Linked DNA regions of Mus musculus: region 1 is linked to region 2. Evidence: chromatin loops called from intact Hi-C (ENCODE). Cell type or tissue: left cerebral cortex. All regions are shown on one strand. Each heading gives the region's core, and the rest is flanking DNA. Links, peaks and the distances in the headings are about the cores only. Region 1 holds the start of Vmn1r221 (vomeronasal 1 receptor 221). Region 2 holds the start of Vmn1r189 (vomeronasal 1 receptor 189).

Region 1 (8,553 bases), core at 150-8,149, 1.1 Mb before region 2:
TATCCCTGTGAATCAGCACCAGGGGGCTAAAAGTTGCATAACCAAGGGTCACAAATTCTAGAGTATTTGCCATCAATGTATTGTCCCTTGAAGAGAGACTTAAAATTATAGAAAAGGCACAATCTGTCCAGTAGAAGAAAACAAAGCAGAGCATCAGAAGGAGGACACTTTGAGCAGCTCTCAGCTCAGGGGGAGTTCTGTAGAGAAGCTTGGAGTTCTGAATGTAGAGAACATGCTGGTGGTGCTTGTGGAGAAGAAATACCATGTAGCCACTGGCCCCTCCCATAGCACCCTGAAACACTGCATCTCTCAGGACCATGAGAGGGAGAACAATCCATTTTATTTCCTGACTTTCTTGCATAAAATAGCAATAGTTTTTGCTGTTGCTAAGCTGTGACATATTCAGACCTGTACTTGTGATGGAATGGATTAGGTTCATACTTATTAAACCATTGAGTATCCAAAAGAATAGCAAGAATGGAAGGATGTGCCATGCAGACTTTGGCTTGAGCTTCCTCCACCCAGATGCTCTGGGACTGATGATGATGGCCTGGACCACAGTGAGGAGACTGCTGGTGCAGATGGAGAGGCCCCGGGCCACCCTCTCCAGGTAAACAATGATCTTACAGCCTATGTCATCCAGGAAGTTTCTCAAACCAAAAGCTGCTACTGTCTTTGGCAGTCCTTTTGTAAGAAGGATTAGGATGTTTGTAAAAGCCAAGTGGATGAGAATAACGTGTATGGGTTTCTTCTCAGGGCTTCCCCACCAACTGAACATATAATTCGCAGAAACAGACATATTCCCCAGACTGCCAACCACAGTCATAAAGAGAAAAATTATTTTATTAATATACTTCAGAACCATTTCTTCCTTTCTAGGTAGAAAAAGTCACATCCAGTATGCAAAGACGTTTTGAAAAAAGCCCCAGTAATCCTAGACATGGATCTGAGCAGCACATTTTGCAATAGCATTTTCTGGAATTCATGAATCAGCCATGGACACAAGTAATATTGCAGACTAGGTCCCTGAAACTTTTTTTTTTCCTGTATCCTCTGGGTTATTTTATGTGCACTGACAGGTGAGGTTGGTAACTGGTATTCAAAGCTAAAATTTAAAGGAGATTATTTTTAAGCTTTACTCTAGCAAAACTGACTTGCTTAAGTTCCAGTGTGTGTGTGTGTTTGTGTGTGTGCGCTCATTCATGTATTATCCTTGTTACCTCTCACCATAGTTGAATTTAATCCCTTTCCTATAACCAAAAATTCCTCCTCTGATTCTCATTCCATTCCTTTATATTCCCCCACCCAATTCCTAAATTCCAAGGCTCATGCTGACCCTGTCCTCCTTCCCCACATCACACACAGACACTGGGAAACTCTGTTGATCAACATGTACAGCAACTCTCCCACTTAGTAACTTTACCTTCTAAGTCTATTTTCCTCTGTTTGATATTCCTTTCTTATCTGATTCTTGAATAGTACAACAATTTCTGGAATTACATTTGACACCAAAGCTTTATAACTTCAATTTCTACATCTTAATATATTGTTTTCATATTGACCATTTTGTGATTTCACTCTGTATGAATGTTCACTAGATATTTTTAAAGATAGTCCTAGGTACCAAGTCAAACTGTGTAGCCTTTCCAGATAAAGTCCCACAGTTAAAGCTGAATCACCAAAAGATGTCCTGAAAAAAACCTCTTGTGTGAAAAATTCACATAACCACCAGGTTGCAGCCAGGGACACTGCCCTGTAGAACCCTGGAATGCTTCCTAGGAGAGTGGGTAGCAGGGGGCTGTGATCCCATTGGATGGCTCAGAGCATCTGTGACCCCAAGAAGGGACCTCAGCACATCTAAGGGTGCATGGGGCAACCATGGAACTGTAGACCAACTTAGCCATGGACCAATTGTTGCTGATGAGGGGAATGGAAGAAGGGGATTAATGATCTGTTAGCTGTTGCCCTGAGATGAGTGAAGCTTTTGAGCTATGTATTCTCAATATAGCTGCATGCAGGAGCATACAGTAGGTTGGGGCCACTGTTGTGAGCAGGGACTCTCCCATCTAAGAAGTCATGGTGGCATTTTCCTTTGTGGAGCCTTGTGAGCAGCAGTTGTGTCAGCTTGCTTTACTGCCTGCTTCTCCTCCTGTTTCTTTTCCAGCCTGTTTGTCAGGCTGGATGCTTTGTTCTACATGAGTCTGAGCTGAGCCCAGGTCTTAGACCTCAGTAGGATGTTATTATGTACATTCAGGAGCTCCATTCTCATTTCTCTGGGATTCGTGATAAGCTCTGGGTACATTTTCTAGAATAAAAGGAATCTGGATGCTTCAGTGTCTCTCTGATTTTGTGTGTTATTAGTACTTCGAATGCCTCTGTTCCCTACTCTCCTTCTTGCTAAACTCACAGGATTGCCTTAAATGTCTTTATCCTTCTGATCTCATATAGGACCTGTAGCAACCTAGCCTTGTTGCCAGATTTGTTCCAGGTGGCTTCATTACTTTAGAAATGTCAGTTATTACCTTTCAACTGCCTTATGACAAATCGATAATTGCTGCCTATATCAGAGAATCTTATAAATTACAATACCATCCTGACTATCTGCATATAATGAAGTATACTCCAGACGTTAATAGAAAGCACATTAGCATTCATTACTGTCTTTAGAATAAACGTTAACTGTTCATTCAAAGAGTGGAATCTGTAAATATTGCTGCGATCAATAACTCCAAGTCCTGGTGGAAAATATTAACATTTTTTTCTGTTTAATGCTAGTTTTCCTGGAGATCCTCCATTTCAAGTCCACTATTCCTGTTTCCAAACTTTGAATCACACATGAGACCAGCCTCTGGCACTTCTAGTAAGTGACTTCTACTGAAGTGGACGGTCAGAGGAGAGAGGTGACTTATCTCTTACATTATTTGGTAAATGTTAGAGGAAATTAATTTAAAAGACAGGATGGATTTGTTTTTAGATAGATGGATGTTCCCATGAGTTCAGCTCCCAAGAGCCTGAGGTATATAATCTACATCATTCATCCTGATTTTCTTAAAGCAAGCCAGCAAGCATTGTTGCTCTTTGCTGCTTAGTTCTGGGATAAAGTTAAGATGAGCTGTTTCAAGGATATGCAAGTTCACAGCCTGGATCCTTATAGCAGGAATTCTCAAGATGGTCTTGATAACTGCTACACTTTGTGGTTTATAGTTCTCTACACACACCAAGTGTACAAGGACTGAAGTTGAGATAAGTATTTGTAATATTAGGGGACAGAATCTAGAAACTATAAGGATGAATCCATAAGAAAAACCTTTATAACAGGGAGTTATAAAGCTATTGTGAGAGAAAACATGTGCCCATCCTTGAAAAGTGGAAATGCATCCGAAGTGAAAAGTACAACTTGTACAAACACCAGTGAGTCTGCTAGAGTCACCATGCTGGCAAACAAGGAAGCTAAAAATTTTATATTTGTATGTTTTCTTGTGATTTTTGAGCCTCCCCATGTAAACAATTGAAAAATGATTATCTTGCCTCTGTCTCTCTAGTACTCTTGTTACTGCAGTGTTTCTTTATTGTCTCAAATTTTGGATAGATATTGGAAAATCTCTATCTCACTGATTCCTTAGGAACAACGAACAAATAAATAAACAAACACACAAAAAACAAATAAGACACCTCGGACAATGACCCTCAGAGCTCTGTCATGATTCCAGCCTGAGGACAGACAGCAAAGCCTCAGCATTACTGTCCCATCTCTGTATCTCCAGGAACGACTGTCCTCTGATCTTTCTGGACTGAAGGACCAGCCTTGTGGGGTCAAAAGGAATGTGGAGGACCCAAGGCTCATGGAGCCTTTCAATTCCTCTCTGTCTTAGTCAGAGAGAGACTTCAGCTTTCATGGCACAGCTGAGGGCATCTAAGATCTTACCTTCACGTACTCACCTGGACTTCTGTGGTGCAGACAGGCTCTGGAGCAGCTCTGGGAAGGTGACACTTGCCAGGTCATATTTGTTCTGTCTGGATCTGTGGGGCTCTTGGCTGTCATTAGGTACTGCAAAGTTTAGGTTTCATATTGTCACAATGTCAGGGGAAAGGAAGGTCACTTCAGGGCCCGAGTCCCTGAGGTATAGCTTCCCTCTCTCCAACAGTTACAGAATCTGTTTTGCTCAGAAGTTATTTCCACCTTAATTAGTGTTTAATTATTTTGAGAGGAAGGATGTGAGGTGGGAAAATGAACAAGTAACCAACTGATCTTCCCATATCTCCAGAGGACTTCCTGTATACTCACTCAGGCCCTGTGCTTGCTGGTTCAGTCTCCGTTAGCCTTGAGTCAGAGGGCCATGTTCCACTGGTGTTCTCCATCCACTCTGGCTCTTACAATATTTCTGCTTCCTCTTCCAAAAGATCCCCTATACGATGAGGGAAGGGATTTGATGGAGACCGCCCAGATGAACTCCTTTTCTGCCTAATCCCTGCCTGTGTGTCTCTGCTTGTGCTCTATCTGTGTTTGGAGAAAGCCCAAAGATGAGTGGATAACATACTGATCTATGAGTATAGAAGGATATCATTAGGGCGTGGAGGGCCTTTTGGGTTGCCACTTGGTGGGAGTCTGACATTGGCCAAAAACAAAGGAATGGGCTTCAGGCAGGAATCTGACATTGGGCATGACAAGGATGTAAGCTCAGGCAGGAAACTGTCATTATGGCATGATAAGGAAGTAAGTTTCAGCAAGAATCTAACTTTAGGCTATAATCAGAAAGTAGGGTAAGGCAGGAATTTTAATCTTAGGGTGAAACAAAAGATGTAGGCTTTAGGCAATTTGGGATTTGGACTGGGCAGTGGGCTCAAGTATTTTGGACATTATGACAAGCCCTCTCAAACAACTGTCATGGCATTAATCATAGAACTTTGCTTACTGCTTGCCCTTAATACTTGCATCTAATAAAAATGGTATAAAAATGGATTGGGAAAACTAAGTTTGCCTTCAGTCTCAGAATGGACTGAGGTCTTGCTACAGTGTTGTCTCGCTGTCTTTTTTCTTTTTAATCCTCACTCCTGCACTGAAGAACCTGTTGACTGACTGAGCGGCCTTGGCCATTAGGGGTCATTTTATTGATACTTTTTTTCTTAATTTTTTTTTTTAAATTTTATTTTATGTATGAGTATACTGTTGCTGTCTTTACACACACCAGAAGAGGGCATCAGGTCCCATTACAGATGGTTGTGAGCCACCATGTGGTTGCTGGGAATTGAACTCAGGACCTCTGGGAGAGCAATCAGTGCTCTTAACTACTGAGCCATCTTTCCATCCCACCCTCCCCCTTTTAAAAAGACCAGCAGTGTTTGGTTTTACCCTAAATCTGTGGGCTGTCTAATCTCAGGTTCTTGGTTACCGAAGCAGTGTTGAGTATGGGCACCTTCTTGTGGAGCAGGGCTCTAAGTAAAACCAGACATTGGTTGGCTGATCCCATAAGTTCTGTGCCACTATTGTCATGGCATATTTTCTGGCAGGACAGATTGTAGGTCAATGGTTTTGTGACTGAATCAGTGTCCACATTTCTCTTTCTAAAGCCTGTAAGAGTATCTTTCTACACCAAAGAGTTTAAAATGTAGAGGTTAAGGCTCCATGTAGTCACCAAGTCAATGTGTTCATGTTCAATGAATTGTGTGGATGTTGTCCACAGCAATGGAGCCCTGATGTCAGTTTGCAGAGAGCAACCCTCTGTTTTTTGGATTTTTGGAGCCCTTTCATTTATTTACTGTTGGTCTAAATGCCTGTTTTGGGTGTCCTATTCAGAAAGCCCTTCCATTTGCCAATAAGTTCAATCCTATCTCATAAATTCTCTTCTGTCAGAACCTAATACTGGGTCTAACGTTGATCCACTTAGAGTTGACTTGTGCTGGGTGATAAATATGATTCTATTTTCATCCTTCTACATGCTTCTACATTCTTTCATCTTTCTCCATGTGTACTTAAACAGTTTGGCCAATATCATTTTTTGAAGATGTGGTCTTTTTTCCAGTTTGTATTTTTGGCATTTTGGCAAAAATCAGTTGTCTATTAATGGGTGGACTTATATCTGAGGTTTTAATTTAATTCTTTTATTATTTACTTATTTATTATTTTTAAAATTTTCAATATTTTATTAGATATTTTCTTCATTTACATTTCAAATGCTATCCCAAAAGTCCCTTATACCCTCCCCTGTCCCCCTGTGCTCCCCTACCCACTCACTCCCACTTCTTGGCCCTGGCGTTCCCCTGCACTGGGGCATATAAAGTTTGCAAGACCAAGGGATCTTTCTTCCCAATGACGGCTGACTAGGCCATCTTCTGCTACATATGTAGCTAGAGACATGAGCTCTGGAGGGTACTGGTTAGTTCATATTGTTGTTGCACCTATAGGGTTCCAGACCCCTTCAGCTCCTTGGGTACTTTCTCTAGCTCTTCCGTTGGGGGCCCTGTGTTCCATCCAATAGATGACTGTGAGCATCCACTTCTGTATTTGCCAGGCACTGGCATAGCCTCACAAGAGACAGCTATATCAGTTTGGGAAACTTTTAAGGAGCACTTCTGTTTCCTTAGGGTTATAGGCCTATTTAAATTGTTTACCTGATCTTGATTAGCTTTGATAAGTGTTATCTAGCAGGAAATTTGCCCATTTTTTTTAGATTTTTCAATATTGTTGAATACAGGTTTTTGAAGTAAGGCCTAATGATTATTTGGATTTCCTCAGTGTCTGTTGTTATGTCTCCTTCTCAGTTCTGATTTTTGTTAATTTGGATAGTCTCACTCTTTCTTTTGGTTAGTTTGGCTAAGAGTTTCTCTATCTTGTTGATTTTCTCACACAGCCAACTCTTGGTTTTGATTCTTTCAGTTTTCTTTGTTTCTAATTTATTGATTTCATCCTTGACTTGGATTCTTTCCAGCCATCTACTCCTCTTGGGTGTCTTTACTTCTTTTTTGTTACAGAGCTTTCAGATGTGCTGCTAAATTCCTAGTATAAGATCTCTCTAATTTCTTTATGAAGGCACTTAGTACTTTGAACTTTCCTTTTAGTAGTGCTTTCATTGTGCTTCAAAAGTTTGTGTATGCTGTGTATTGAATTCTAGAAAGGCTTTAATTTCTTTATTTCTTTTCTGACCCAGTGATTATGGAGGAGAGAGTTGTTCAGTTTCCATAAGTTTGTAGGCTTTTTCTGTTGTCTCTGTTGTTGTTGAAGCCCAGCTTTAATCCATAATGGTTTGATAAGTTATAGGAGGGTTATTTCAATTGTTTTTTTTTGTATCTGTCAAGGCTTGCTTTGTTATTGTGTATATGGTCAATTTTGGAGAACGTTCTGTGAAGTGCTGAGAAGGTGTATTCTTTTCTGTTTGGGAGAAATGTTTTGTAGGTACCTGATAGGCCTATTTAAGTTATAAAATCTGTTAGTTCCATTATTTCTCTGTTTATGTTTAGATGACTTTTTCATTGGTGAGTGGGTTGTTGAAGTCTCCCACTATTAATGTTTGGGGTTCCATGTGAGATTTAAGCTTTAGTAATTTTTTTCCACAAATGTGGGTGCCCTTTGCATTTGGCACATAGATATTCAGAATTGAGATGTCATAGATGCCAGAATTGAGATGAAGTGGACTTTTCCTTTGATGAGCATGAAGTATACTTTTGCAAATGTAATTCTTTAGGGGATGGTTTCTAATTCCCCTTTTGTTTCCAAATGACTGCAGAGCATTTATATGTCTGCTCTAGCCATTTTTAGCTCTGAATACAGATACAGAGACCTGGCATTTTTATGAACAAGCTGCAAGCCTAAGCTGGATAGGTTCTGAGATATTCTAATCTAATTAGGCTGCTAATACCCAGTCAAATGCCCCATTACTTGTCATCTGATCTTGCCCTGGTTTGCTGTGGCTATGTGTGTCTCCATGTCTGCTCTCTCACCTTGACCTTATGGTGAATCCTCTTGTTCTCTCTATATGAATTGTCAATACCTTCCTCTCCCCCTGGTCCTCTTTTCTCTCTGGTTTCCTCTATCCTTAGGATTCTTACTCTGGGATCCTGCCCTATTCCCTTCTTCCCAGATAATTGGCAGATCAGCTCTTTACTAGCCAATCAGTGTGATGAAAAACAAGTTTTATATAACATTGAGACTAGAGATGGATGACCCTGCCATGGTCCAGACTACAACTATACGTCTGGGCACAGAAATAAACATCTCAATGTACAGTGTACAAAACCATCTCTGATACTTCTCCATATCTTTTGACTAATTTTAGTTGGAAGTCTATTTTATTAGATATTAGAATGTCTACTCCAGCTTGATTCTTGGGACAATTTGCTTGGAAAATCTTTTTCTAGCTCTTTACTCTAATGTAATGTTTATCTTTGTTGCTGACATTTGTTTCTGGTGTGCTGCAGAATGATGGATCCTGTTTTTGCATCCATTCTGTTAGCATGTGTCTTTTTATTGGGGAATTAAGTCCTTTGATGTGGAGAGAGATATTAATGACCAGTGATTGTTAATTTCTGTTATGTTTATGGTGGTGGTGATTGTGTGTG
Region 2 (8,553 bases), core at 162-8,161:
ACACCTTCCCAGCACTTCACAGAACGTTCTCCAAAATTGACCATATACACAATAACAAAGCAAGCCTTGACAGATACAAAAAAAATTGAAATAACCTCCTATATCTTATCAAACCATTATGGATTAAAGCTGGGCTTCAACAACAACAGAAACAACAGAAAAAGCCTACAAACTTATGGAAACTGAACAACTCTCTCCTCAATAATCACTGGGTCAGAAAAGAAATAAAGAAATTAAAGCCTTTCTAGAATTCAATACACAGCATACACAAACTTATGAAGCACAATGAAAGCACTACTAAAAGGAAAGTTCAAAGTACTAAGTGCCTTCATAAAGAAATTAGAGAGATCTTATACTAGGAATTTAGCAGCACATCTGAAAGCTCTGTAACAAAAAAGAAGTAAAGACACCCAAGAGGAGTAGATGGCTGGAAAGAATCCAAGTCAGGGATAAAAATCAATAAATTAGAAACAAAGAACAATGAAAGAATCAACAAAACCAAGAGTTGGCTGTGTGAGAAAATCAACAAGATAGAGAAACTCTTAGCCAAACTAACCAAAAGAAAGAGTAAGACTATCCAAATTAACAAAAATCAGAACTGAGAGGGAGACATAACAACAGACACTGAGGAAATCCAAATAATCATTAGGCCTTACTTCAAAAACCTATACTCAACAATATTGAAAAATCTAATCAAAATGGGCAAATTTCCTGCTAGATAACACTTATCAAAGCTAATCAAGATCAGGTAAACAATTTAAATAGGCCTATAACCCTAAGGAAACAGAAGTGCTCCTTAAAAGTTTCCCAAACTGATATAGCTGTCTCTTGTGAGGCTATGCCAGTGCCTGGCAAATACAGAAGTGGATGCTCACAGTCATCTATTGGATGGAACACAAGGCCCCCAACGGAAGAGCTAGAAAAAGTACCCAAGGAGCTGAAGGGCTCTGCAACCCTATAGGTGCAACAACAATATGAACTAACCAGTACCCTCCAGAGCTCGTGTCTCTAGCTGCATATGTAGCAGAAGATGGCCTAGTCAGCCATCATTGGGAAGAAAGGTCCCTTGGTCTTGCAAACTTTATATGCCCCAGTGCAGGGGAACGCCAGGGCCAAGAAGTGGGAGTGAGTGGGTAGGGGAGCATGGGGGGAGCGGGGAGGGTATAGGGGACTTTCGGGATAGCATTTGAAATGTATATGAAGAAAATATCTAATAAAATATTGAAAAAATTAAAAATAATAAATAAATAAATAATAAAAGAATTAAATTAAAACCTCAGATATAAGTCCACCCATTAATAGACAACTGATTTTTACCAAAATGCCAAAAATACAAACTGGAGAAAGGACCACATCTTCAAAAAATGATATTGGCCAAATTGTATAAGTACACATGGAGAAAGATGAAAGAATGTAGAAGCATGTACAAGGATGAAAATAGAACCATATTTATCACCCAGCACAAAAGTCAACTCTAAGTGGATCAATGTTAGACCCAATATTAGGTTCTGACAGAAGAGAATTTATGAAATAGGATTGAACTTATTGGCAAATGGAAGGGCTTTCTGAATAGGACACCCAAAACAGGCATGTAGACCAACAGTAAATAAATGAAAGGGCGTCCCATAAAAATCCAAAAAACAAAGGGTTGCTCTCTGCAAACTGACATCAGGGCTCCATTGCTGTGGACAACATCCACACAATTCATTCAACATGAACACATTGACTTGGTGACTACATGGAGCCTTAACCTCAACATTTTAAACTCCTTGGTGTAGAAAGATACTCTTACAGGCTTTAGAAAGAGAAATGTAGACACTGACCCAGCCACAAAACCATTGACCTACAATCTGTCCTGCCAGAAAATATGCCATGACAATAGTGGCACAGAACTTATGGGATCAGCCAACCAATGTCTGGTTTTACTTAGAGCCCCACTCCACAAGAAGGTGCCCATACTCAACACTGCTTGGGTAACCAAGAACCAGAGATTAGACAGCCCACAGATCTAGGATAAAACCAAACACTGCTGGTCTTTTTTAAAAAGGGGGTGGGGGGGGCTGGAAAGATGGCTCGGTGGTTAAGAGCACTGACTGCTCTCCCAGAGGTCCTAAGTTCAATTCCCAGCAACCACATGGTGGCTCACAACCATCTGTAATGGCACCTGATGCCCTCTTCTGGTGTGTGTAAAGACAGCAACAGTGTACTCATACATAAAATAAAATTTAAAAAAAAAATTAAGAAAAACAAGTATCAATAAAATGACCCCTAATGACCAAGCCCGCTCAGTCAGTCAACAGGTTCTCCAGTGCGGGAGTGAGGATTAAAAAGAAAAAAGACAGCAAGACAACACTGTAGCAAGACCTCAGTCCATTCTGAGACTGAAGGCAAATTTAGTTTCCCAATCCACTTTTTATACCATTTTTATTAGATGCAAGTATTAAGGGCAAGCAGTAAGCAAAGTTCTATGATTAATGCCATGACAGTTGTTTGAGAGGGCTTGTCATAATGTCCAAAATACTTGAGCCCACTGCCCAGTCCAAATCCCAAATTGCCTAAAGCCTACATCTTTTGTTTCACCCTACGATTAAAATTCCTGCCTTACCCTACTTTCTGATTATAGCCTAAAGTTAGATTCTTGCTGAAACTTACTTCCTTATCATGCCATAATGACAGTTTCCTGCCTGAGCTTACATCCTTGTCATGCCCAATGTCAGATTCCTACCTGAAGCCCATTCCTTTGTTTTTGGCCAATGTCAGACTCCCACCAAGTGGCAACCCAAAAGGCCCTCCACGCCCTAATGATATCCTTCTATACTCATAGATCAGTATGTTATCCAGTCATCTTTGGGCTTTCTCCAAACACACATAGAGCACAAGCAGAGACACGCAGGCAGGGATTAGGCAGAAAAGGAGTTCATCTGGGCGGTCTCCATCAAATCCCTTCCCTCATCGTATAGGGGATCTTTTGGAAGAGGAAGCAGAAATATAGTAAGAGCCAGAGTGGATGGAGAACACCAGTGGAACATGGCCCTCTGACTCAAGGCTAACGGAGACTGAACCAGCAAGCACAGGGCCTGAGTGAGTATACAGGAAGTCCTCTGGAGATATGGGAAGATCAGTTGGTTACTTGTTCATTTTCCCACCTCACATCCTTCCTCTCAAAATAATTAAACACTAATTAAGGTGGAAATAACTTCTGAGCAAAACAGATTCTGTAACTGTTGGAGAGAGGGAAGCTATACCTCAGGGACTCAGGCCCTGAAGTGACCTTCCTTTCCCCTGACACTGTGACAATATGAAACCTAAACTTTGCAGTACCTAATAGCAGCCAAGAGCCCCACAGATCCAGACAGCACAAATATGACCTGGCAAGTGTCACCTTCCCAGAGCTGCTCCAGAGCCTGTCTGCACCACAGAAGTCCAGGTGAGTACGTGAAGGTAAGATCTTAGATGCCCTCAGCTGTGCCATGAAAGCTGAAGTCTCTCTCTGACTAAGACAGAGAGGAATTGAAAGGCTCCATGAGCCTTGGGTCCTCCACATTCCTTTTGACCCCACAAGGCTGGTCCTTCAGTCCAGAAAGATCAGAGGACAGTCGTTCCTGGAGATACAGAGATGGGACAGTAATGCTGAGGCTTTGCTGTCTGTCCTCAGGCTGGAATCATGACAGAGCTCTGAGGGTCATTGTCCGAGGTGTCTTATTTGTTTTTTGTGTGTTTGTTTATTTATTTGTTCGTTGTTCCTAAGGAATCAGTGAGATAGAGATTTTCCAATATCTATCCAAAATTTGAGACAATAAAGAAACACTGCAGTAACAAGAGTACTAGAGAGACAGAGGCAAGATAATCATTTTTCAATTGTTTACATGGGGAGGCTCAAAAATCACAAGAAAACATACAAATATAAAATTTTTAGCTTCCATGTTTGCCAGCATGGTGACTCCAGCAGACTCACTGGTGTTTGTAAAGGTTGTACTTTTCACTTCGGATGCATTTCCACTTTTCAAGGATGGGCACATGTTTTCTCTCACAATAGCTTTATATCTCCCCATTATAAAGGTTTTTCTTATGGATTCATCCTTATAGTTTCTAGATTCTGTCACCTAATATTACAAATACTTATCTCAACTTCAGTCCTTCTACGCCTGGTGCGTGTAGAGAACTATAAACCACAAAGTGTAGCAGTTATCAAGACCATCTTGAGAATTCCTGCTATAAGGATCCAGGCTGTGAACTTGCATATCCTTGAAACAGCTCATCTTAACTTTATCCCAGAACTAAGCAGCAAAGAGCAACAATGCTTGCTGGCTTGCTTTTAGAAAATCAGGATGAATGAGGTAGATTATATACCTCAGGCTCTTGGGAGCTGAACTCATGGGAACATCCATCTATATAAAAATCAAATCCATCCTGTCTTTTAAATTAATCTCCTTTAACATTTACCAAATAATGTAAGAGATAAGTCACCTCTCTCCTCTGACCGTCCACTTCAGTAGAAGTCACTTACTAGAAGTGCCAGAGGCTGGTCTCATGTGTGATTCAAAGTTTGGAAACAGGAATAGTGGACTTGAAATGGAGGATCTACAGGAAAGCTAGCATTAAACAGAAAAAAAAATGTTAATATTTTCCACCAGGACTTGGAGTTATTGATTGCAGCAATTTTTACAGATTCCACTCTTTGAATGAACAGTTAACATTTATTCTAAAGACAATAACGAATGCTAATGTGCTTTCTATTAATGTCTGGAGTATACTTCATTATATGCAGATAGTCAGGATGGTATTGTAATTTATAAGATTCTCTGATATAGGCAGCAATTATCGATTTGTCATAAGGCAGTTGAAAGGTAATAACTGACATTTCTAAAGTAATGAAGCCACCTGGAACAAATCTGGCAACAAAACTAGGTTCCTACAGGTCCTATATGAGATCAGAAGGATAAGGGCATTTAAGACAATCCTGTGAGTTTAGCAAGAAAGAGAGTAGGGAACAGAGGCATTCGAAGTACTAATAACACGCAAACCCAGAGAGACACTGCAGCATCCAGATTCCTTTTATTCTAGAAAATGTACCCAGAGCTTATCACAAATCCCAGAGAAATGAGAATGGAGCTCCTGAATGTACATAATAACATCCTACTGAGGTCTAAGACCTGGGCTCAGCTCAGACTCATGTAGAACAAAGCATCCTGCCTGACAAACAGGCTGAAAAAGAAACAGGAGGAGAAGTAGGCTGTAAAGCAAGCTGACATAACTGCTGCTCAAAAGGCCCCACAAAGGCAAATGCCACCATGACCTCTTAGATGGGAGAGTCCCTGCTCACAACAGTGGCCCCAACCTACTGTATGCTCCTGCATGCAGCTATATTGAGAACATATAGCTCAAAAACTTCACTCATCTCAGGGCAACAGCTAACAGATCATTAATCCCCTTCTTCCATTCCCCTCATCAGCAACAATTGGTCCATGGCTAAGTTGGTCTACAGTTCCATGGCTGCCCCATGCACCCTTAGATGTGCTGAGGTCCCTTCTTGGGGTCACAGATGCTCTGAGTCATCCAATGGGATTACAGCCCCCTGCTACCCACTCTCCTAGGAAGCATTCCAGGGTTCTACAGGGCAGTGTCCCTGGCTGCAACCTGGTGGTTATGTGAATTTTTCACACAAGAGGTTTTTTTCAGGACATCTTTTGGTGATTCAGCTTTAACTGTGGGACTTTATCTGGAAAGGCTACACAGTTTGACTTGGTACCTAGGACTATCTTTAAAAATATCTAGCGAACATTCATACAGAGTGAAATTGCAAAATGGTCAATAGGAAAACAATATGCTAAGATGTAGAAATTGAAGTTATAAAGCTTTGGTGTCAAATGTAATTCCAGAAATTGTTGTACTATTCAAGAATCAGATAAGAAAGGAATATCAAACAGAGGAGAATAGACTTAGAAGGTAAAGTTACTAAGTGGGAGAGATGCTGCACATGTTGATCAACAGAGTTTCCCAGTGTCTGTGTGTGATGTGGGGAAGGAGGACAGGGTCACCATGAGCCTCAGAATTTAGGAATTGGGTGGGGGAATATAAAGGAATGGAATGAGAATCAGAGGAGGAATTTTTGGTTATAGGAACTTGTGATTAAATTCAACTATGGTGAGAGGTAAACAAGGATAATACATGAATGAGCAGACACACACACACACACTGGAACTTAAGCAAGTCAGTTTTGCTAGAGTAAGGCTTAAAAATAATTTCCTTTAAATTTTAGCTTTGAATACCAGTTACCAACCTCGCCTGTCAGTGCACATAAAATAACCTAGAGGGTACAGGAAAAAAAAAAAGATTCAGGGACCTAGTCTGCAATATTACTTGTGTCCATGGCTGCTTCATGAATTCCAGAAAATGCTATTGCAAAATGTGCTGCTCAGATCCATGTCTAGGATTACTGGGGCTTTTTTCAAAACGTCTTTGCATACTGGATGTGACTTTTTCTACCTAGAAAGGAAGAAATGGTTCTGAAGTATATTAATAAAATAATTTTTCTCTTTATGACTGTGGTTGGCACTCTGGGGAATATGTCTGTTTCTGCGAATTATATGTTCAGTTGGTGGGGAAGCCCTGAGAAGAAACCCATACACGTTATTCTCATCCACTTGGCTTTTACAAACATCATAATCCTTCTTACAAAAGGACTGCCAAAGACAGTAGCAGCTTTTGGTTTGAGAAACTTCCTGGATGACATAGGCTGTAAGATAATTGTTTACTTGACAAGGGTGGCCCGGGGCCTCTCCATCTGCACCAGAAGTCTCCTCACTGTGGTCCAGGCCATCATCATCAGTCCCAGAGCATCTGGGTGGAGGAGGCTCAGGCCAAAGTCTGCAAGGCACATCCTTCCATTCTTCTCATTCTTTTGGATACTCAATGGTTTAATAAGTATGAGCCTAATCCATTCCATCACAGGTACAGGTTTTAATATATCACAGCTTAAGAATAGTGACAACTATTGCTATTTTATGCAAGAAAGTCAGGAAATAAAAGGGATTGTTCTCCCTCTCATGGTCCTGAGAGATGCAGTGTTTCAGGGTGCCATGGGAGGGGCCAGTGGCTACATGGTATTTCTTCTCCACAAGCACCACCAGCATGTCCTCTACCTTCAGAACTCCAAGCTTCTCTACAGAACTCCCCCTGAGCTGAGAGCTGCTCAAAGTGTCCTCCTTCTGATGCTCTGTTTTCTTTTCTTCTACTGGACAGATTGTGCCTTTTCTATAATTTTAAGTCTCTCTTCAAGGGACAATACATTGGTGGCAAATACTCTAGAATTTCTGACCCTTGGTTATGCAACTTTTAGCCCCCTGGTGCTGATTCACAAGGACGGGCTTCTAGTTGAATGTTGGCATGCTCAGATGGAGAAATTGAGAAAATGTCTCTCTCATTTATATGTTCAATAACTGTCAAAGAAATCTCAGTTCTTCAATAATGTGTGTAAGACAAAATTACACAAAGCAGTTTAAGCATGTGGTTATCCTCAGTCATGTGTGACTCAAAGCCTTGAGCTTAGCTGAGAGAGAAAAATCTTAGCAAATTAAAGTGATATAGAAATCTCATTCTCCATTTGCCACTCTTGAAGAGATTTTTTTTAAACTTTTCTATGTTTGCATTAATTTTCTGTGTGTGTGTGTGTGTGTGTGTGTATTTGCCTGCATTTATAACTATGCAAAATGTGCATGCCCTCTGCCTGTAGATCCTGGACATCCAGTGATTGACTGAAGTTACACAGATTGTTCTGATCCAATGCATGGTTGGTAGAAATTAAACCTGGCTTCTCTGGAACACCAGACAATGCTCCTAAGTGCTGAGCCATCTCTCCAACACTGAAAAAATGTCTTTAATTAGGGTTTACTTTACTTAGGTTTTACTATGACAGTGAATGAAAGAATGCTGATGGATTTTGTGAATTCTATCAAAATTCATAGTGATTCTATCATGTTAGTTCAAGAAATTCCATTTCCTGAACTTGAAGGTATGCTTTCTAAAGATTAGTGCCACAGGGATAACTTGGAAAACTTCAATGTGTCTGTAAGTATCTAACCACAGAAAATATTTTATGTAACTATGAAAGAATGATATGTACTGTGAATTAAGTCAGTAGGAGCCCAGTGCACCAGACAGGAATTTAAAAGCCCTGGATCATGTCGATGATGTTATACTCGTGAAAGTTCTCTACAGGAGTAAACACTGGCTATATGGGGTAAAAAGAATACACAGTAAAGTTTTATTCTAATCTCATCTATAGTTTCTATGTTGATTAAAAATTTTGAATTTGTCTTTTACTAACTGATTCGATGAGTGTGACTGAAGCCGAGCAAGCCTGGTTTGCAGCTACCCTTTGTTATTGCCCCGCTGCTCTCCACAGCACAGTGCAGCCACACCACCATAGTACATATCACCAAAGAGCATCGAAATAATCTGATTCATTTAAATGAAGGAGTCCCTGCTTATGCACTTAAATTGGATCCATACAATAAGATAGTGACATGGTTCGAAGAATCTGATGGGCACATT

What was found. A loop is a pair of places that touch in the nucleus more often than their neighbours do. Peaks named below come from ENCODE experiments on the same cell type or tissue, not always from the same donor. Only the 100,000 strongest peaks of a DNase experiment are listed, where the experiment ranks them.
Region 1: it touches region 2 in a loop (4-fold over the local background); 9 of 42 quality-filtered maps call a loop at or near these places.

What each region holds. Positions count from the first base shown.
Region 1 is chr13:23,209,685-23,218,237 of GRCm38, reverse strand. Vmn1r221 (vomeronasal 1 receptor 221) reads right to left here and starts at 865. Exons shown (of 1, transcript NM_001167542.1): 1 at 1-865. The coding sequence starts at 865. In left cerebral cortex, for the core only: no CTCF peak of the experiment used is centred there; no DNase peak of the experiment used is centred there.
Region 2 is chr13:22,100,613-22,109,165 of GRCm38, reverse strand. Vmn1r189 (vomeronasal 1 receptor 189) reads left to right here and starts at 6,501. Exons shown (of 1, transcript NM_145844.1): 1 at 6,501-7,439. The coding sequence starts at 6,501. The coding sequence ends at 7,439. In left cerebral cortex, for the core only: no CTCF peak of the experiment used is centred there; no DNase peak of the experiment used is centred there.